Linked DNA regions of Homo sapiens: region 1 is linked to region 2. A link is an interaction called in ENCODE POLR2A ChIA-PET data of the cell type or tissue named here. Cell type or tissue: PC-9. All regions are shown on one strand. Each heading gives the region's core, and the rest is flanking DNA. Links, peaks and the distances in the headings are about the cores only. Region 1 holds the start of LOC105377085 (a long non-coding RNA gene). Region 2 overlaps RAD54L2 (RAD54 like 2).

Region 1 (17,388 bases), core at 7,260-11,259, 120 kb after region 2:
TACAATCCTTACAATCGGCTCCTTGTTTTGCTTATAGGAGCTTCAAGCGTTCTGGATACTATTACAATGGTCCTTATTGAGGCAAGAGTAGCCAGGCAGGCTCCCAACCTATGCTGAGGTAAAGGACAGAAGGGAACAGACAGGACAGGCCAGGGCCAGAAGTTGGGGCTGGGTGAAAGATACAGGAGAGGATTCTGAGCAAGGGGAACAGCATAGGCAAAGGCCAAGAGATGGGAACTCCAGGATAAGGTGCAAAGAGGCAAGGCTGGAGATGGGGCCAGGGCCACATGGGAACTTGTAAGCCACATGAAAGTCTAAGACAAATTGCAATTTAAATGGACCATAAGGGCACTAAGAGTAGAAGCCTGGGGATGGGGAAACTCTACAATGGCCCCTTTGGGGAGATGGTGGTGGCCTAAATTGAAAGTGGGAGGACTGGGTCAGGTGTGGTGGCTCACACCTGTAATCCTAGCACTTTGGGAAGCCAAGGGGGACAGATCGCTTGAGCCCAGGAGTTCGAGACCAGCTTGGGCAACGTGGCAAAATTCTGTCTCTACAAGGAAGACCAAAATTAGCCAGGCGTGGTGGCACATGCCTGCAGTCCCAGCTACTTGGGAGGCTGAGGTAGAAGGATTGCTTGAGGCTGAGAGGTGGAGGCTGCAGGAGCCAAGATCACACCACTACACTCCAGCCTGGATGAGAGAGATCTTGTCTCCAAATAAATAAATTAAATTAAATCAAATAATTTAATTTTTTTTTTGAGACGAAGTCTCATTCTTGTCGCCCAGGCTGGAGTGCAATGGCGCGATCTTGGCTCACTGCAAACTCTGCCTCCAGGTTCAAGCGATTCTCCTGCCTCAGCCTCCTGAGTAGCTGGGATTACAGACGCCTGCTGCCATGCCCAGCTAATTTTTTTTTAAATTTTATGTATTTATTTATTGAGACTGAGTCTTGCTCTGTCGCCCAGGCTGGAGTGCGGTGGCGCAATCTCGGCTCACTGCAAGCTCCGCCTCCCGGGTTCACACCATTCTCCTGCCTCAGCCTCCCAAGTAGCTGGGACTACAGGCGCCTGCCACCACGCCTGACTAATTTTTTGTGTTTTTAGTAGAGACGGGGTTTCACTGTGTTAGCCAGGATGGTCTCCATCTCCTGACCTCGTGATCCGCCCGCCTTGGCCTCCCAAAATGCTGGGATTACAGGCGCGTACCTCCGCGCCTGGCCATTTTTTTAATTTTTAGTAGAGATGGGGTTTCACCATGTTAGCCAGGCTGATCTCGAACTCCTGACCTCAGGTGATCCACCTGCCTCAGCCTCCCAAGGTGCTGGGATTACAGGCGTGAGCCACTGCGCCTGGCCCTAAATCAAGTAATTTTAAAAAGGGGCTGGGCATGGTGGCTCACACCAGTAATCCCAGCAATTTGGGAGGCCGAGGCGGGTGGATTACCTGAGGTCAGGAGTTCAAGACCAGCCTGGCCAACATGGTGAAACTCCATCTCTACTAAAAATACAAAAATTAGCAGGGCGTGATGGTGCATGCCTGTAATCCCAGCTACTCGGGAGGCTGAGGCAGGAGAATCACTTGAACCTGGGAGGCACACGCCTGTAGTCCCAGCTACTCAGGAGGCTGAGGCAGGAGAATTGCTTGAACCCCGGAGGCAGAGGTTGCAGTGAGCCGAGATCACACCACTGTGCTCCAGCCTGGGTGACAGAGCAAAACTCCATCTCCAAAACAAAACAACAACAACAATAATAATGATGATGATGATGATGATGATGGAAACAAGCAAGAAAAACTAAAAAAAAAAAAAAAAAGAAAACTGAATGTGGCTAGATGGAGGAGCAAGGGAGAGATCAGGGGAATGGAAGAGAAAACCTCTTGGAGTCTGTGGAGAATCAGGTCTTTCGCTCCAGCAGCCCCAGCCCCAGGCCCCTAAGGAGAGGATTGGCATACTTTCTTTCTTTCTTTTTTTTTTTTTTGAGACGGAGTCTTGCTCTGTTGCCCAGAGTTCAGTGGCGCAATCTCGGCTCACTGCAAGCTCCGCCTCCTGGGTTCACACCATTGTCCTGACTCAGCCTCCCGAGTAGCTGGGACTACAGGTGCCTGCCACCACGCCCAGCTAATTTTTTGTATTTTTAATAGAGACAGGGTTTCACCATGTTAGCCAGGATGGTCTCGATCTCCTGACCTTGTGATCCGCCCACCTCGGCCTCCCAAAGTGCTGGGATTACAGGCGTAAACCACTGTGCCCGGCCGGATTGGGATACTTTCTTTCTTTCTTTCTTTCTTTCTTTCTTTCTTTCTTTCTTTCTTTCTTTCTTTTTTTTTTTTTTTTTTTTGAGACGGAGTCTTGCTCTGTCACCCAGGCAGCAGTGCAGTGATTCAATTTCACCTCACTGCAACCTCTGCCTCCTGGGTTCAAGCGATTCTCCTGCCTCAACCTCCCGAGTAGCTGGAATTACAGATGTGCGCCACCACGCCTGGCTAATTTTTGTATTTTTAGTAGCGAAGGGTTTCACCATGTTGGCCAGGCTGGTCTCAAACTCCTGACCTCAGGTGATCCACCCGCCTCAGCCTCCCAAAGTGCTGGGATTGCAGGTGTGAGCCACCGCACCCAGCCAATGCTTTCTCATTCTTCCCCAGGGCAAGTGTCCAAACAGACCTGGTGGAACCACCAAGCTACTCCAGCCCCCCTGGGAAGAAGAGGCAGTCCTCCAAGGTGGCCTTTCCATTAGGCTGCTGAGGTTGTGGGGTCGGGGAGTGTCCTTGGGGTGCTGGTGGAATGTTCACTTCTGTGCCTCCTTTTTGATAGAGGAGAGCAGAAACTCTGCCTGGACTGTTCTTGTAGCTGAGTAGCCTTGAATGTGTAATTTAACTTCTCTGGGCCTCATCTTACTCATCTGTTTAAAATAGAGCATAATGCCTACCCTACCTTGTTAGACTGTCGAGAGAATACTTTGAAGGCTGAACATAGGACCTGGCACAAAGTAGGTGCTTACTTCCTCTCAGAAGTCTGGGCTGAGTGCAGAATTCTGGCCCCAACAGGGATTAGTAACTGTCACCAGAGGCCTGGCTTGTAGCATCACCAGTTAAGCCATGTGCCTGAGCTAGTGACAAAGCCTCTGATGCTTCAGCATACTGAGATAAAGGGCAAGAGGGACCTGTTCCTACCATCTCCCTCCCATGAATAGCAGCTGAGAGGGAACCATGGGACAGAGATGGCAATAAAAGAAAAAGCCAACTCATATTGAACACTCATCTGGGCTAGGCTAAGCCCTTCACATCCCTTAGCTCATGTAATCCTTGCAAACCCCATGGGATGGGCACTATTCTCTGCATGCGTGAGTATTTATTTATAAATATACAGATGACCCTTGAACAACACAACACAGATTTGAACTGTGAGGGTTAGTTGGACACGGTGGCTCATGCCTGTAATCCCAGTACTTTGGGAGGCCGAAGTGGGAAGATGGCTTGAGGCTGGGAGTTTGAGACCAGCCTGGACAACACAGTTGAGACCCCGTCTCTACCAAAAAAAAGAAATTTTTTTTTTTGAGACAGGGTCTGGCTCTGTCACCCAGGCTAGAGGGCAATGGTGCAATCTCGGCTCACTGCAACCTCCACCTCCCAGGCTCAAGCAATCCTCCTTCCTCAGTACCCCAAGTAGCTGGGACTAGAGGTGTGTGCCATCACACCAGCTAATGTTGCTATGTTCCCCAGGCTGGTCTCGAATGCTGGGCTCAAGCCATACACTCATCTTGGCCTCCCAAAGTGTTGGGATTACAGGCATGAGCCACCACTCCTGGCCTCTACAAAATTAAAAAATAATAATAATTGTGCCAGGTGTGGTGGCTCACGCCTGTAATCCCAGCACTTTGGGAGGCCAAGGCGGGTGGATCACCTGAGGTCAGGAGTTCAAGACCAGCCTGGCCAAGATGGTGAAACCCCATCTCTACTAAAAATACAAAAATGAACCGGGCATGGTGGCGCATGCCTGTAGTCCCATCTACTCTGGAGGCTGAGTCAGGAGAATCGCTTGAACATGGGAGGCAGAGGTTGCCGTGAGCGGAGATCTCACCATTGCACTCCAGCCTGGGCGACAAAAGCGAAATTCTGTCTCAATTAAAAAAAAAAAAAAAAAAAAGAATTGTGCAGGTCCACTTATACAAAAATGTTTTTCAATAAATACATTGGAAAAATTTTTGGTGCAACAATTTAAAAAACTTGCAGATAAACCTTACAGGTTAGAAATATTTTTAAAATTTAAGAAAAAGTTATATCATGAATGCATAAAATACATGTAGATATGAGTTTATTTTTTCATTTACCACCATAACATATTCACAAATCTGTTATAAAAAGTTAAAATTTTTAGGCCGGGTGCAGTGGCCTGTAATCCCAGCACTTTGGGAGGCCGAGGTGGGTGGATCATGAGGTCAGGAGATTGAGACCATCCTGGCTAACATGGTGAAACCCCGTCTCTACTAAAAATACAAAAAATTAGCCAGGCGTGGTGGCAGGCGCCTGTAGTCCTAGCTACTCGGGAGGCTGAGGCAGGAGAATGGCGTGAACCCGGGAGGCGGAGCTTGCAGTGAGCCCAGATTGTGCCACTGCACTCCAGCCTGGACCACAGAGCTAGACTCTGTCTCAAAAAAAAAAAAAAAAAAGAGTTAAAATTTTTAGCAGGGCGTGGTAGTGCACACCTGTAATCCAAGCTGCTCGGGAGGCCAAGGCAGGAGAATCACTGGAACCCAGGAGGTAGAGCTTGCAATGAGCCAAGCAAGACTCTATCTCAAAAAAATAAAAAATAAATAAAATAAAATAAGAAGTTAAAATTTATGAAAACTTACAAGGCCAGGCGTGGTGACTCAAGCCTGTAATCCCAGCACTTTGGCAGGCCAAGGTGGGTGGATCACCTAAGGTCAGGAGTTCGAGACCAACCTGGCCAACATGGTGAAACCCAGTCTCTACTAAAAATACAAAAATTAGCCAGGCGTGGTGGTACACGTCTGTAATTCCAGCTACTTGGGAGGCTGAGGCACGAGAATCACTTGAACCTTGGAGGCGGAGATTGCAGTGAGCCGAGATTGCGCCACTGCACTCCAGCCTGGGCAATAGATCGAGACTCCATCTCAAAAAAACAAAACAAAACAAAACAAAACCTTATATGTACAAACACTTAAAGACTGTATATAGCACCATTTACAGCCAAGAGAAATGTGAACGAATGTAAAGATGCAGTGTTAAATCATAATTGGCTGGGTGCAGTGGCTCATGCCTGTAATGAACGCATTTTGGGAGGCTAAGGCAGGAGGATCACTTGAGCCTAGGAATTTGAGACCAGCCTGGGCAATGTAGGCAGAGCCCATCTCTACACACACACACACAGGCTGGGCGTGGTAGTGTGTGCCTATAGTCCCAGCTACTAGGGAGGCTGAGGCAAGAGGATTGAGCATGTCCAAAAGATTGAGGCTGCAGTGAACCATAGTTGCACTACCATACTCCGGCCTGGATGATAGAGAGAGAAGATCCAGTCTTAAATAATTAAATAATAAATAAATAAATAAATAAATAAATCATAACTGCATAAAATTAACTGTAGTATGTACTGTACTACTGCAATAATTTCCTAGCCACTTCCTGTTGCTGTTGTGAGCTGAAGCTTAAAACATCATGTGCTGCTAATTATCACATGAGCGATTTGTCTCTCCAGTAAATTGTGTATAGCACTAAAAGTGACCTCCCTCAATTCTCTTGTATTTTTCATCTTGTTAAGTGCAATACCGTAAACTTCGAATAACACCATGGGACCCATATGAAGTACCACTACTGATGCTGGAAACGCTCCCAAGAAGCAGAGAAAAGTCATGACATTACAAGAAAAAGTTGAATTCCTTAATTGAGGTTTGCGGCTGTGGTTACCCCTCATTTCAGTCGGACATCATTGTAAACAGATAATGTAAACTTATGATATTGATCAATAGAGTACTGTAAATATATATTCTCTTATGAATTTCTTTCTTTCCTTCCTTCCTTCCTTTCTTCCTTCCTTCCTTTAATTTTTTTACAGCCATGGTTTCACTATGTTGCCATACAGCCTCAAACTCCTGAGCTCAGATCCTCCTGCCTCAGCCTCCTGAGTATCTGGGACTATAGGAGGGTCACCATGCCTGGCTTGATTTTCTTAACTTTTTCTTTCTCTTTCCTTTTTGTAGAGACGGGGTCTTGCTGTGTTGCCCAGGCTGGTCTCAAACTTCTGGCCTCAAGGGATCCTCCCGCCTCAGCCTCCCAGAGCTGCCATTTCCTTTTCCTTCTTTTTTATTTATTTATTTTTTCTTTCTGGCTCTGTCACCCAAGCTGTAGTGCAGTGGCACCATCTCCGCTCACTGCAACCTCCACCTCCAGGGTTCAAGCCATTCTCCTGCCTCAGCCTACTGAGTAGCTGGGATTACAGGTGCCTGCCACCATGCCCACCTAATTTTTGTGTTTTTAGTAGAGACAGAGTTTTGCCATGTTTGCCAGTCTGGTGTCAAACTCCCAACCTCAGGTGATCCACCCACCTCAGCCTCCCAAAGTGCAGGGATTACAGGCCTGAGCCACCGCACCTGGCCCCAGCCACCATTTTATTTTCCTTAGTTACTTTATTCTAACAATACAGTATATAGGCCGGGCTTGGTGGCTCATGCCCGTAATCCCAGCACTTTGAGAGGCTGAGGTGGGCGGATCACCAGAGATCAGGAGTTCGAGACTAGCCTGGCCAACATGGCAAAACCCCGTCTCTACTAAAAATACAAAAATTAGCGGTATGTGGTGGCATATGCCTGTAATCCCAGCTACTGGGGAGGCTGAGGCAGGAGAATTGCTTGAACCTGGGAGGCAGAGGTTGCGGTGAGCCGAGATTGTGCCACTGCACTCCAGACTGGGCAATAAGAGCGAAATTCCATCTCAAAAAAAAAAAAAAGAAAAACCAGAATATAATACATACAACATACAAAATATGTGTTAATTGACTATTTATGCTAGCAGTAAGGCTTCTGGTCAAAAGTAAGCTATCAGTAGCTAAGTTTTGGGGGAATCTAAAGTTATACACGGGGCCAGGTGCAGTGGCTCATGCCTGTAATCCCAGCACTTTGGGAGGCCGAGGCAGGCGGATCACCTGAGGTCGGGAGTTGGAGACCATCCTGGCCAACATGGTGAAACTCAATCTCTTCTAAAACTACAAAAATTAGCCAGGCATGGTGGTGGGCACCAGTAATCCCAGCTACTTGAGAGGCTGAGGCAGGATAATCGCTTGAGCCTGGGAGGCGGAGGTTACAGTGAGCTGAGATTGTGCCACTGCACCCTAGCCTTTGGTGACACAGTAAGACTGTCTCAAAAAAAAAAAAGTTATACATGGATTTTCTACTGTGGTGGGGGGTCAGCACCCCTAACCCCCACACAAGAGTCAGCTGTACTACTTTTTTTTAGAGCAATCTTAAGTTAATAGCAAAATTGGGCAGAAAGTACAGAGTTCCCATATGCCCCTGCTCTCACACATGCACGTCCTCCTCCATTATCAACATCCTACAACAGAGTGGTACATTTGTTACAATCAATGAACCCACACTGATATATCATTATCGACCATAATCCATAGTCTACATTAGGGTTCACTCTTGGTGTTGTATATCTATAGGTTTTGACAAATATATAGTGACATGTATAGCTTTACTGTTCTTTTCTTTCTTTTTTTTTTTTTTGGAGACAGAGTCTCGCTCTATCCCCCAGGCTGGAGTGCAGTGGTGCGATCTTAGCTCATTGCAAAGTCCACTTTCTGGGTTCAAGCGATTCTCATGCCTCAGCCTCCCAAGTAGCTGGGATTACAGGAGCCTGCCACCACATCTGGCTAATTTTTGTATTTTTGGTAGAGATGGTGTTTCACCATGTTGGCCAGGATGGTCTCAAGCTCCTGACCTCCGGTGATCTGCCTGCTTTGGCTTCCCAAAGTGCTGGGATTACAGGCACGAGCCACTGCACCTGGCCTATGCTTTACTTTTCAGTGTAATTTTATTTTTATTAAAGTGGTACATGCTCAGCCAGGTGCAGTGGCTCATGCCTGTAATCCCAGCACTTTGGGAGGCTGAGGCAGGCGGATTGCTTGAGCCCAGGAGTTCGAGACCAGCCTGTGCAACATGGCGAAACTTTGTCTCCACAAAAAATACAAAAATTAGCTGGGCATGGTGGCATGCATTTGTATTCCCAGCTACTTGGGTGGCTGAGGTGGGAGGTCACTTGAGCATGGAGATTAAGGCTACAGTAAACTGCGATTGTGCCATGCACTCCACCTTGGGTGACAGTGTGAGACTCTGTTTCAAAAAAGAAAAAAAAAGCCATGTATACTCAGTGGCTTAAAAGGCAAAGAATATGTCGGACGCGGTGGCTCACGCCTATAATCCCAGCACTTTTGAAGGCCAAGGTGGGCGGATCACCTGAGGTTGGGAGTTTGAGACCAGCCTGACCAACATGGAGAAATCTCATCTCTACTAAAAATACAAAATTAGCCGGGTATGATGGTGGCATTAGGCTGTAATCCCAGCTACTCAGGAGGCTAAGGCAGGAGAATCGCTTGAACTCAGGAGGAGGAGGTTGCGGTGAGCCGAGATCGCGTCATTGCACTCCAGACTGGGCAACAAGAACGAAACTCCGTCTCAAAAAAAAAAAAAAGGTCAAAGAATACAAAAAAGGCTTATATGGAAAACCCAGCATCTCTCTTCCCTACCTACCCTACCCACTTCCTAACCTCAGCCCAGGCAGAGTGGCATCTTCTTATGTAATCATCAGCCTTGGGATGGCCACACCCTTGCCACTGAGGTAATGAACCTTCTTCTCTGTATCAGGAACATCAAAGGGGACTGGAGCCAAGTGGTCAGACTGGCTGAACACACCTTCTACTTCAAGGATCAATCAGGCATCTCAGATAAGATAGCCTAAAGGTATTTTTAAATCCCTGCTTGCTGCTTTAGAAGCCCCAGTAGGCTGGGTAGGGTGGCTCACACCTGTAATCAGAGCAATACAGTGGGACCCTGTCTCTACAAAAAATAAACAATATATAAAAAAAACTAGCTGGGCATGGTGGCGTGTGCCTGTAGTCCTAGATACTAGGGAGGCTAAGGTTGGAGATTTGCCTGAGCCTGGTAGGTTGAGACTGCAGCGAGCTATGATCGTGCCACTGCACTCTAGCCCGGGTGACAGAGTAAAAAAAAAAAAAAAAAAAAAAAGACAGAGAGAGAGAAGAAGCCCCTATAGTAATTTTAGGAGTTTTGCTGAGAGATGAAAGCTAAAGTTCAATACAAAAAAACTGCTGTGATGTGAAGCTGCCTGGGAGATTAAGATTCTTGCTGGCTGCGTGTCTGGAGCAAACCTCTCTCCTTTGGACACTGAGGTCTTCACGTGAAAAACAAGGGGACTGGGTGGATGATCATTAGAGCTTTGTCCAAGCTGACAGAGGGAGCTGGGGCTGTGGTTGCTGCTGCTAGCAGCTTCATCTCTGGAGCCCTTTCTGTAAGCCAGTGCTTCCCGTTGCCCTCCTTGCAACCACCCTCAAAGCAGGTATTACTACCTCCATTTTTTTTTTTTTGAGACAGAGCCTTGCTCTGTTGCCCAGGCTGGAGTGCAGTGACGTGATCTTGGCTCACTGCAACCTCCGCCTCCCAGGTTCAAGCAATTCTCCTGCCTCAGCATCCCAAGTAGCTGGGATTACAGGCACACGCCACCCACACCCAACTAATTTTTGTATTTTTAGTAGAGACAGGCTTTCACCATGTTGGAAAGGCTGGTTTTGAGCTCCTGACCTTAAGTGATCCACCCCCTTGGCCTCCCAAAGTGCTGGGATTACAGGCATGAGCCATCGTGCCCGGCCTACTATGTCCATTTTACAGAGGAGGAATTGAGGCTCAAAGGTTGCCAGGGCCACACAACTAGAGAGTTCAGGGTCGTGATTCTAACCTAGAGTGCATGCTTCTTCCCCTCCCTGGAGCTGGGTTCCTGAGCCTTCTGTTTTGCTTTCCCCACAATAGGTGCTGGGTGTGTGTGTGGGATGTGTATGGAGGATGTGCAGGGGTGGGTAAGAAGGAGCCCTGTGGCCTCCAGGAGCAGAAAGGTCCAGCTTACCACACCCCACATTTTAGGCCTCTAGGCCCCACCTCAGGGTAAAGGTCATCATGCCCACATCCTGTTTTTTTTTTTTTTTTTTTTGAGACAAAGTCTTGTTCTTGTCCCCCAGTCTGGAGTGCAATGGCGCAATCTCGGCTCACTGCAACCTCTGCCTCCCAGGTTCAAATGATTCTCCCGCCTCAGCCTCCTGAGTACCTGGGATTACAGGTGCCTGCCACCACGCCTGGTTAATTTTTGTATTTTTAGTGGAGACTAAAAATACAGGCACCTGCCACCACACCCAGCTAATTTTTGTATTTTTAGTAGAGACAGGGTTTCACCATGTTGGCTGGGCTGGTCTTGAACTCCTGACCTCAGGTGATCTGCCCGCCTCAGCCTCCCAAAGTACTGGGATTACAGGAGTGAGCCACCACACCCGGCCCGCCCACATCCTGTTTAATGCCAGTCTTTCCTCCTAGACCAGAGGTTCTCTGCCTTAGTGGAGTATTCGTTATCTGGGGAGCTTTGGAAAACATTGTTGCCTGTGCCCTAGAGATTCTGACTTAATTGAACTGGGGTAGGGTCTTGACACTAGAGGTTCATAAAGGCTCTGCAGGTGATCTGAATTGCAGCCAGGGTTGAGAACCTTGTACTAGCCTGTCAGCTTGTCTTGTTCGTTCACCATGCCTGGCCCTAGGGAATGTCCGCTTTTCTTTGCCATGCCTTGCTAGCCACAAGGCAGAGAGCAGCCTTTGCTCTCAGCTATAATGCAGCTCCCTTTCCCTGCAACAAGGCTCACGGCACCATAACTCTGCTCTCCTGACTTGCTCTTAGAATGAGCCAAGGCCCTGATGCTTCTCATAAATTATTTGAAACAAAAGCTCATAGAATTCAGACATGCCTGCCTTGTGGGGTGGGAAGCCCATCTTGCCCGTCTTCCCTCTGATCTGTATCTTAGGAGAAAAGAAATTGGAGAGGGCAGGTTTTATACTGCATCCTGGCTGTCCTGAGCATCTTCTGGCAGGTGAGGTTGGCAGCCCCATGAAATCAAATATGCCCTGCATCCAAAAAAGGACCAGGACAATTCCAGAGACTACAGGGATCTCGGAAGAGAGTTAGGCAAAGATGAATGTTACCTGGAGAAAGCCTCCTGTCTCCTGCCTATTGGATTCAGGTACAGAGAGGTGACTGTTGTACTCCTGACTTAGAACCCATGTGGGCTTTGAGCCCCTAAGGCCTAGATGCTGATTTCAGAGCCTGCAAGAGAGGAACAAAGGTAGGAGCAGAGGGCCAGGTGAGAGGTGGGCTGGGGACACGCTGGTGGCTGGAAATAAGCTGAACTGGAACCAGGAATGAGTAGTTGCAGCGGAAATATTCAGAGCAGAACTCTTGAGGTGGCCACTACATGTGGCATTCTTTGTCCTGTTCCCATCTTTCATAATCTGGACTTTGCAGTCACAGATTCACAGCACCTGAAAGGGTCTGGAAGCCATGTGGTACATGGTTTTTTTTTTTTGAGACGGAGTCTCACACTGTCGCCCAGGCTGGAGTACAGTGGCTCGACCTCTGCTCACTGAAACCTCCGCCTCCCAGGTTCAAGCAATTATCCTGCCTCAGCCTCCGGAGTAGCTGGAATTACAGGCACCCGCCAGCACACCCGGCTAATTTTTTTTGTATTTTTAGTAGAGAGATTTCACCGTATTGCCCAGGCTGGTCTTGAACTCCTGACCTTGTGATTTGCCCGCCTCGGACTCCCAAAATGCTGGGATTACAGGCATGAGCCATCGTGCTCAGCCGGCTGGTGCATGGTTTTTAAACTGCATTCCTTGTAACACTAGGAGTTTTTCTGCCACATCATGACCTAGAATCCCTTGCATCATTCCTTTTCTCTACTTAATGAAGAGGTATACAAGATTTCAGTGGGACTAAAAAGACTCTGTGGTAAAATCATAATACTAATATAATTTGAAAATCATGGATCTAGGCCAGGCACAGTGGCTCACGCCTGTAATCCCAGCACTTTGGGAGGCCGAGGTGGGTGGATCACGAGGTCGAGTTAAAGACCAGCCTGGCCAACATGGCAAAACCCCATCTCTACTAAAAATACAAAAATTAGCTGGGCATGGTGGCGTGTGCCCAGCTACTCGGGAGGCTGAGGCAGGAGAATCACTTGAACCGGGGAGGTGGAGGTTGCCGTGAGCCAAGATCGCACCACTGCACTCCAGCCTGGGCAACAGAGCAAGACTCTGTCTCAAAAAAAAAAAAAAAAAAAAAAGAAAGAAAGAAAGAAAGAAAATCATAGATCTAGTAAAGCCCTCCTTATGGGGGATGTATGAGGAAACTTGCCCAGGGTCACCTCTAGTCTCTTGTACCTCACACCAGACCTGTCCCACAGGATGCCTGCTGGCTCCATAGAGCAGACAGCAGAAACCCTCAGTGGAGGCATGGCTTGAATACAAAATAGCCAAGATGTCTCCTTGGTCTGGAGGAGACACATGGTGGTGAGCAACTCTCAACAGAATTAATGACACCAAGACCCAGACCTGCAGACCCTGAGAGGCAGTGAGATGCTGTCTTAGCTTACCTGCCAAAAGTCCACAGGATTTGGTCTGTTCTTGCCTTCATGAAATGTAATGCCCTGGACAGGGATACAAGGCTCTTGGGTTCCAGGCTGCCCCTGACTTCTGGGAATAGCAGCCTTCATTTTAAGGGAGGGAGCTGGGCATAGTCATTCAGGCCTTAGACTGTAAGCCTTGAGGGCAGGGTCTGTGCTGCATTCTCCGCAGCACTGAAGACACAGGGTACAGGGCCAGGCACAGGGCAAGGGCTCGGGAATCCTAACTTAAGACACATTTTTGTTCATTTGATTTTCTTTTTTTTCTTTTTTTCTTTTTTTTTTTGAGGGAGTCTCTCTCTGTCGCCCAGGCTGGAGTGCAGTGGCATGATCTTGGCTCACTGCAACCTCTGCCTCTGGGGTTCAAGCGATTCTCCTGCCTCAGCCTCCCGAGTAGCTGGGATTACAGGAGTGCCCAGCTGATTTTTTCTATTTTTAGTAGAGACGGGGTTTCACCATGTTGGCCAGGCTGGTCTTGAAATCCTGACCTCAGGTGATCTGCCCACGTCGGCCCCCCAAAGTGCTGGGATTATAGGCGTGAGCCACCCATGCCTTGCAACTTGTTTTTAAAACAAGGTTTCCATTCAGTGGCTGCCCCCATGCCCCGCTTACGAAGTGTGACCTTCCAAGGCAGTAACTGAGTTTCCACATTTTGTGGAATGACACTTTCTCCCCGGGTTGTTTTCTGTTTTCTCCCCTGAATTGCCTCTTCAGGAGGTGGGAGTCTCTACCCTCTGGAGAGAGTGGGCACTGAGCGCTCCACTTTCTTCTCTTGACACTCTTCTTCCTCTGCGTAATCCAACAGGTAGGGGTGCCCCAAGGCTACCAGGGCCACTTTTCAATGTAGCAGAATTTGGCAGAATGTGCTTGCCCAGGAAACAGGTAGAAAATGGATGGTCAGGCCAGGTGCAGTGGCTTATGCCTGTAATCCCAGCACTTTGGGAGGCCAAGGCAGGTGGATCGTTTGAGGTCAGGAGTTCGACACCAGCCTGGCCAACATGGTGAAACCCCGTCTCTACTAAAAATACAACAATTAGCCAGGTGTGGTGGCGGACACCCGTAATCCCAGCTACTCAGGAGGCTGAGGCATGAAAATCGCTTGAACCCGGGAGGTGCAGGTCTCAGTGAGCCAAGATCACACCACTGCACTCCAGCCTGGGCGACAAGAGTGAAACTCCATCTCAAAAAAAAAAAAAAAAAAAAGAAAGAAAAGAAAAAGAAAAAAGAAAAGAAACTGAATGGTCACAGAGGGATGGCACTGAGGAGAAGATCTGGTCCCTGGCTCAGGGGCCTTAACCTCCTTTTTCCAGGGATGACCCAGAACATCAGTGATCAGGACCCTTATATATATTCAAAAGGGGCAAGGGTGCTCCTCTGGCCCTAGGGTCTCAACGGATGGGATAATGGTCAAGGAATACAGGCTCAGGCCCCAACTGTTCTTATCTTTTGGCGATGACTGAGACATGAGAAACTGATCCCATCCTGAGTCTCCAATAACCCTCCTCACCCACTACAGCCTGAGACTGGTCCAGTGAGCCCCTCCAGACCCCACACCCCTCTCCAGAGCCTACAGGCTGCTTGTGAAGTCCCTTCTCCCCTAAAGTCATGCCCACTAGTCCCTGGTTGTCCTGGTCCCTGGTCCTGTGGGGAGGCAACCAGCTTTGTGACTTCACAAAAGGCTATCTTGTCAGAAGCCTGGACCTGCTGAAGCAGGAGCAGGGCAGAGGGGGCTCCCCTCAGGAACATCATGAGACTTTTCACACAGAGACATCGCCACCTCTAAGGGATGAAGAACTTCCCCACGGTAAGAGCCCATGACACCCTCTACACCTAGAAACTCCCGTCTTGATGACTTTGGCTCCCAGGCCTAACTGGGTACCCCAGGCTGTATCTGGCAACATCTCCAAGAGGGATACGCCCATGGTAGAAGTATTTACTTCGGTTGGTGTGGTGGGTCTCTGACCTTTGAATTTGTTCCATTCAACAAAGCCATTCTTCTGTAGGCCCTCTCTTTTTTTAATTTAAAAAATTATTATTAATTTTATTTTTATTATTATTATTTTTTGAGACAGAATCTCACTCTGTTGCCTAGGCTGGAGTGCAGTGGTGTGATCTCGGCTCACTGCAACCTACGCCTCCTGGGTTCAAGCAATTCTCATGCCTCAGGCTCCTGAGTAGCTGGGATTACAGGCATGCACCACCACACCTGGCTAATTTTTGTAATTTTTTAGTAGAGATGGGGTTTTGTCATGCTGGCCAGGCTGGTCTCGAACTCTCGACCTCAGGTGATCCACCTGCCTTGCCCCCCTAAAGTGCTGGGATTATGGCGTGAGCTACCACGCCTGGCTGTAAGAATTATTTTTATTTTTATTATTTTTTATACTGATAGAGTCTCACTATGTTGCCCAGGTTGGTCTTGAACTCCTAGGCTCAATGATCCACCTGCCTCAGCCTCCCTAAGTGCTGGAATTACAGGTGTGAGCCACCGTGCCAGGCCCAGGCCTTCTTGAAATGAAATAACTGATAGAGTGGTAAACTCTTTCTGACCTGAGTCATCATGAGGGTCTGCCCCAGCAGTCTCCAGAGTACCTTCAAATGGGTCAGGCCAGAGATCCCTGAATCCTGTAGAATGGTCTATTCCCTGAATCCTGTAGAATGGTCTTTCTAAAAATCCAGGAGTGGCCAAAGCATGGTGGTTCACACCTGTCATCCCAGCACTTTGAGAGGCCAAGGTGGGTGGATCACTTGAGGTCAGGAGTTCGAGACCAGCCTGGCCAACATGGTGAAACCCCATCTCTACTAAAAATACAAAGATTAGCCAGGTGTTGTGGCGGGCACCTGTAATCCCACCTACTCAGGAGGCTGAGGCAGGAGAATTACTTGAACCCAGGATGCAGAGGTTGCAGTGAGACGAGATTGCTTCACTGCACTCCAGCCTGGGGACAGAGTGAGGCTCCATCTCAAAATAAATAAATAAATAAAAGTTCAGGGGTTGCCAGGCGCGGTGGCTCACGCCTGTAATCCCAGCATTTTGGGAGGCAGAGGCGGGCGGATCACGGGGTCAGGAGATCGAGACCATCCTGGTTAACACAGTGAAACCCCGTCTTTACTAAAAATATAAAAAATTAGCCAGGCGTGGTGGCGGGCGCCTGTAGTCCCAGCTACTCAGGATGCTGAGGAAGGAGAATGGCCTGAACCAGGAGGCGGAGCTTGCGGTGAGCTGAGATTGTGCCACTGCACTCCAGCCTGGGCGACAGAGCCAGACTCCATCTCAAAAAAAAAAAAAAAAAAATGTTCAGGGGCTTCTGAGAGCTTGGAGCCAAGGCCAATACAGACTCTCTCCCCAATGTTGACTCCACTCTTCCTCCTGGAAGGATTTCCAACCCCAGGAACCTGAGGCAAAAGAGGCTAGGTATGCTTGCTTTTTTATCTCCTCTTTATCTGTGCCCACTGATCGATGTGGGCACTTAAGTTGTTGACTTTGTGGAATTTGTTTCTTTCTCTGTAAAGTGAGAGTAGTGGATGTGGATGTAATCAGACATAATTACACACCCTTTGGGAAATGATGTGGCGTTCCCTCTCCTCATTTTCTGGGGGTGGGGTACAGGGGCCACCAGGCAGGAGTAGGGTACCCAGTGAATGATTGGGATTTCCTCTTTGTCCAGGCTGGTGTTCCCAAAGCCTGGTAGCCTTAAGCCTCTAATTGGTGGCTCCTGCGACACTGCTGGACACTTGCAGTAGCAGTCTTGTCTAGCCAACAGGAGAGCAGGGGTGGATATGGGACAGCTGACCTCACTTCCCAGCCCCAGGGAAGGGAATTGCTGGAGGAAGCGCAGGAGTTGTGGGGTGGCACCAGGGTGAGGATGGGCTTGTGGGAGCACCTGGGTAAGCCTAGAAGGAGGTGCTGGGAGTGAAAAGCTCATAGAAGGATGGGAGCGGGAGAAGGAGGAGAATGAAGGAGAAGCTTGAAGCCTAGAGGACTTGGTGCTGTCCATCTTCCTACCCAGGGAGTGGGTGTGCTTGGAGGTGGGAGTAGGTAGAGCATGCTAATCTGTAGGCCTTGGTCCTGGGGCCAGGGCTGGGCTCTTCTTACCTTTTCTCTGCTGCTGGGCAGCCCCCAAAGCACTCCTCACTCTTTCAGATGGGGCTTCCTCTTTCTTGGGCACACCATGGAGCAGGGGGTGGAACAGGCAGAGCAAGGTGAGACGGAGTCCAGAGATGTCCTACCAAAGAGGTCAATAAATCTCCTCCCAATGGTGCAGGACCCATGTGCCACAACCAAGCCAGGTGTGTGGGCCTGGATTGTCTGTAGCTTTGTGTGTGCATATGCTTAGATGTGAAAGTATTTGTTGTGAGGACTGGGTGCCTAATGCACAGTGTGCATGCTTGTATATCTGGCACATGTGGGTATCTGTGAAATATGCCACCAAGCACACTTGGAATGCGTGTGCAGTTGGGAAAGCCTGGGTGCTCCCTCTTCTTTTTCCCAGAAGTGGGAAGGAGGTGTTTGAAGGTGTCTGCAGGTGTGTGGCTATGTGCATGTTGGGGAGGGGGAGGTGTTGGCAGGGGTAGAGGAGGCTGCAGGAGTTAAGAGTGCAGATTCCTGAGGGCGTGGCTGCTGGAGAGGCCTTGTTTGTCTCCTCCC
Region 2 (4,000 bases), core at 1-4,000:
GACTGCACCACTGTACTCCAGCCTGGGTGACAGAGTGAGGCTTCATCTCAAGAAAAAAAAATAGTGTTGTCATGTAGAAAAGAAATTAGGATTGGCCGGGCACAGTGGCTCATGCCTGAAATCCCAGCACTTTGGGAGGCGAAGGTGGGCAGTTCACTTGAAGCCAGGAGTTCAAGACCAGTTCAGCCAACGTGGCAAAACCCTGTCTCTACTACAAATACAAAAATTAGCCAGGTGTGGTGGCGGGCACCTATGGTTCCAGCTACTCAGGAGGTTGAAGCACAAGAACCGCTAGAACACGGGAGGTGGGGGTACAGTGAGCCAAGATCACGCCACTGCACTCCAGCCTGGGCAACAGAGAGAGACTTTATCTCAAAAAAAATAAATAAATAAATTAAGAAAAGAAAAGAAACTAGGGTTACAGGGATTCTATATTATTTTCAAACTCAGAGTAATATTTCAAGTTGTCGTTATTTTTTTTTTTAAGTGGAGGCAGGAGGAGAAAAAGATATCATTCATTTCTTTTCAATGGCACGCATTGTTATTTGATGGAAGGAAGAACTGTTGGGGATTTGGATAGTTAAAGAAGTTCACATTTTTGCTCTTAGAAGGAGTCTTGCTTTGGGTCAGACAGTCCTCTACCATTTGAAGTTGACGTCTAAGAAGATGAGAACTCAACTTTATAAAGTCTCCTCTTGTTTTGAGACAAAAGGAAAAATAGAGGAAAAACCGGAAAGTCCAGCTCAGAGCACCCTATCATCTTCGGGCTGCCACCTGGGGCCTCCAGAGAGTAGAAGACCCTCCAGCAGTGGTCAAGGCCTTTCTCATTCTCCCTACAGTCCTCTGAATGCCCAAGTCCAGTGATCCTGAGCTGCACCTTCACTATTAATGAAGACACACACCTGACACTTTTCTCCTTTGGAGAGAGAACTGTCCTTCCCAAATCAGTCTTTTTGCTATTGACAGCCTTAAGATGAAGGTAAAATCTCTATTCCTTTCCCTCTCCTCTTACACAGAGCACAGCTCACCGTATGTTTCTTCTCATGTGGGAGGGCTTCTGAGCTCTCTTCTTTTTGGGGTCCTCGGAGGCTAGGTTCTTGCCTTGGTGGCGCCTAAGCTGCTCTGAAGGCTCAGACTGAGATGAGGTAGTTGAAGTGCACCGCGGCGGCTGCTGCCCATCTTCTCCCAACTGGGCATGCTCAGTGCCACACATGCCTTCCAGGGATGGGTCTGAAAAAACAAGGGGAAAGACATTGCTTTATAGGGGTGAGGGGGAATGAGTCTGGATGACAGACACACCTGGGTTCAAATCTCAACTCAGCAACTTATTAGCTGGTAATCTAAGGCAAATTCTTTATATCTCTCTGAACATCAGTGGATGTATCTACAAAATGAGGATAGTGAGGCCCATACCTCAGAGCTATTGTGAGGACTGCATAGCGTGCATGCCTAGAACCAAGCCTGGCCCAGAGTAAGCCCACAACAAATGATAGCCATCACTATTACTGTAGTTTAGTGCTATGATCAGAGTTAGTAAGTTTCATGGCCTCAGAATGCTCAGAAAGGGACAAACTGAGCAGCTAGGCTCCAAATATAGCTCATACCCAGTGGTATGACTCTAAGCAAGTCCATTCACCTCTCATCTGTCTTAAAGCATTCACTCACTCAAACTTGCCAATCATTTCATGAGGGCTTATGGCAAGCAATATCCTAGACGCTTCAAGGGATATTTGTAAGATTCCTTCCCCTCATGAAGTTTAGAAGGTTTTGTAAGACTCCTTCCCTTCAAGAAGTTTGTGTTCTGCTTAGGGAGACAGGGCATGTACAAACACAGACTCAACATGGCAAGGTGTGCTATATATCACAGGAAGGGCAGATCAACAGATATAAAGAACTTTAAGGTTGAAGACATCACAGGAATTTGAAAGATACTAATACATGTAATGATCATGAAGGAACTATATGGGAGGTAAAATGTGAGTCAGGCCTTGAAAGATAAGCAGAATGTCTAAAGGTAATGCCTTAAAAGATAGTTGGGGGCTGGGCGCGGTGGCTCATGCCTGTAATCCCAACTCTTTGATAGGCTGAGGCGGGAGGATCACCTGAGGTCAGGAGTTCGAGACCAGCCTGGCAAACACGGCAAAACCCAGTCTCTACTAAAAATACAAAAATTAGCCAGGCATGGTGGCGGGCGCCTGTAATCCCAGCTACTCGGGAGGCTAAGGCAGGAGCATCAATTGAACCCAGGAGGCGGAGGTTGCAGTGAGCCAAGATCACACCATTGCACTCCAGCCTGGGCGACATAATGAGACTCCCTCTTAAAAAAAAAAAAAAAAAAAAAAAAAAGATCGTTGGGGGTCCAGGGGATGTCATTTGTAACATCCAATACCAGCAAGGACTGGGGTTGGAGTAGGCGGATCCATGTGCATACCCCTGTCCTCAGCCTGCTGAGTAGCATTCTGTTCACTGGGTAGGCAGGCTTTGAGAGTCACATAGACCACAAGCCTGTCCCCAAATTCATCAGAGCCTCCCAGACACAGGCACTACACAACCAAAAGGTCTTTCCCAAAGGTAACAAGAATTCAGAACTAGAATATAAATGCCAGAACTGAGGTGCTCTAGACAATGCCATTTGGATCTCAGGCAGGAAGGACCCAGGAACTTTGTGGGGTTTTTTTGGTTGTTTTTTTTTGGTGGGGTCGGCGGGGTTGGAGGGCTGGTGGCTTATTGTTTGCTTTTAACTATAGACTTTATTGGGATTTCACCAGTTTTCCATTAATATCCTTTTTTCTGTTACAGGACCCCATCCAGGATACTATGTTGCATTTAGCTGTCATGTCACCTTAGTCTCCTCTAAACTATGGCAGCTTCTCAGTCTATTCTGGTCTCTCATGACCTTTAACACTATTTTTTTTTTGTAAGAGATAGGGTCTTGCTCTGATGCCCAGGCTGCAGTACAGTGGCACAATCATACCTCACTGTAGCCTCAAACTCCTGGACTCAAACGATCTCCCAGCCTCAGCCTCTCAGGTAGCTGGGACTACAGGTGCATGCCATCACACCCAGCTAATTTTTTTTTTCTTTTTTGTAGAGACAAGGTCTCGATATGTTGGCCAGGCTGGTTTCAAACTCCTGGCCTCAAGTGATCCTTCTGCCTCACATTCCCAATGTGCTTGGAGTATAGGCATGAGCCACTGCACCAAGCCTCACCCACTAATTTTAATGTTCATCGGTGGGTCTTACCTAGAGCCAATTATTACTGTGGTATGTTAATGGTGGTTTTCTATTTTCCTCTTTCCTTCTACATTTATTATTTGGAATTTTTCTGTAGGGAAGAATTGTCCTATTTATTGATTGATTGGTTGAGATGGAGTTTCACTCTTGTTGCCCAGGCTGGAATACAATGACACGATCTCAGCTCACCTCAACCTCCGCCTCCCGGGTTCAAGCGATTCTCCTGCCTCAGCCTCCCGAGTAGCTGGGATTACAGGCACGTGCCACCACGCCCAGCTAATTTTGTATTTTTAGTAGAGATGGGGTTTCTCCACGTTGGTCAGGGTGGTCTCGAACTCCCGACCTCAAGTGATCCACCCACTTCAGCCTCCCAAAGTGCTGGGATTACAGGAGTGAGCCACTGTGCCCGGCCTCCCATTTATTTATTCAACTTTTTTTCTATGAGTATGTAGTCAAGTGTCTTTGGGGTAAGAAACATTCAACCTGAGAGCCTTTGGTAAAGAGAGGTGGGGCTGTCATTAAGTCTTGATGAATGAACCTGTAAGCTGATGTTCCCTAGGCCAAAAGAATGATGTACCATGGGTCATCATCCTATGCACTCAGCCACCACTAAGAAATAACATATGGGCTGTCTTACCACTCACTGGCTGAATCAGGGAATTGTGAGTATCCATGTTACTGCTCACCTTCCATAGCTTGGTATGGCCTCCTCCTTGTCATATTACTACTCCAGTTTCCTTATGGTCCCTTTCATGTTGATGCCAGA

The links. ChIA-PET counts read pairs that join two places held together with the same protein. Peaks named below come from ENCODE experiments on the same cell type or tissue, not always from the same donor. Only the 100,000 strongest peaks of a DNase experiment are listed, where the experiment ranks them.
Region 1: POLR2A ChIA-PET joins it to region 2 with 5 read pairs; 13 of 35 experiments call an interaction of 5 or more read pairs at or near these places.

What each region holds. Positions count from the first base shown.
Region 1 is chr3:51,502,684-51,520,071 of GRCh38, reverse strand. It overlaps LOC105377085 (a long non-coding RNA gene), which reads right to left and starts at 13,002. Exons shown (of 3, transcript XR_940835.3): 1 at 12,714-13,002. It also overlaps a transcript of DCAF1 not described here. RefSeq lists a silencer at 1-179. In PC-9, for the core only: no CTCF peak of the experiment used is centred there; a DNase peak (open chromatin) is centred at 8,901.
Region 2 is chr3:51,624,783-51,628,782 of GRCh38, reverse strand. It overlaps RAD54L2 (RAD54 like 2), which reads right to left. Exons shown (of 23, transcript NM_015106.4): 4 at 1,029-1,230. Among named protein-coding and RNA genes, the nearest start is that of TEX264, 44 kb to the left of the region's middle. In PC-9, for the core only: no CTCF peak of the experiment used is centred there; no DNase peak of the experiment used is centred there.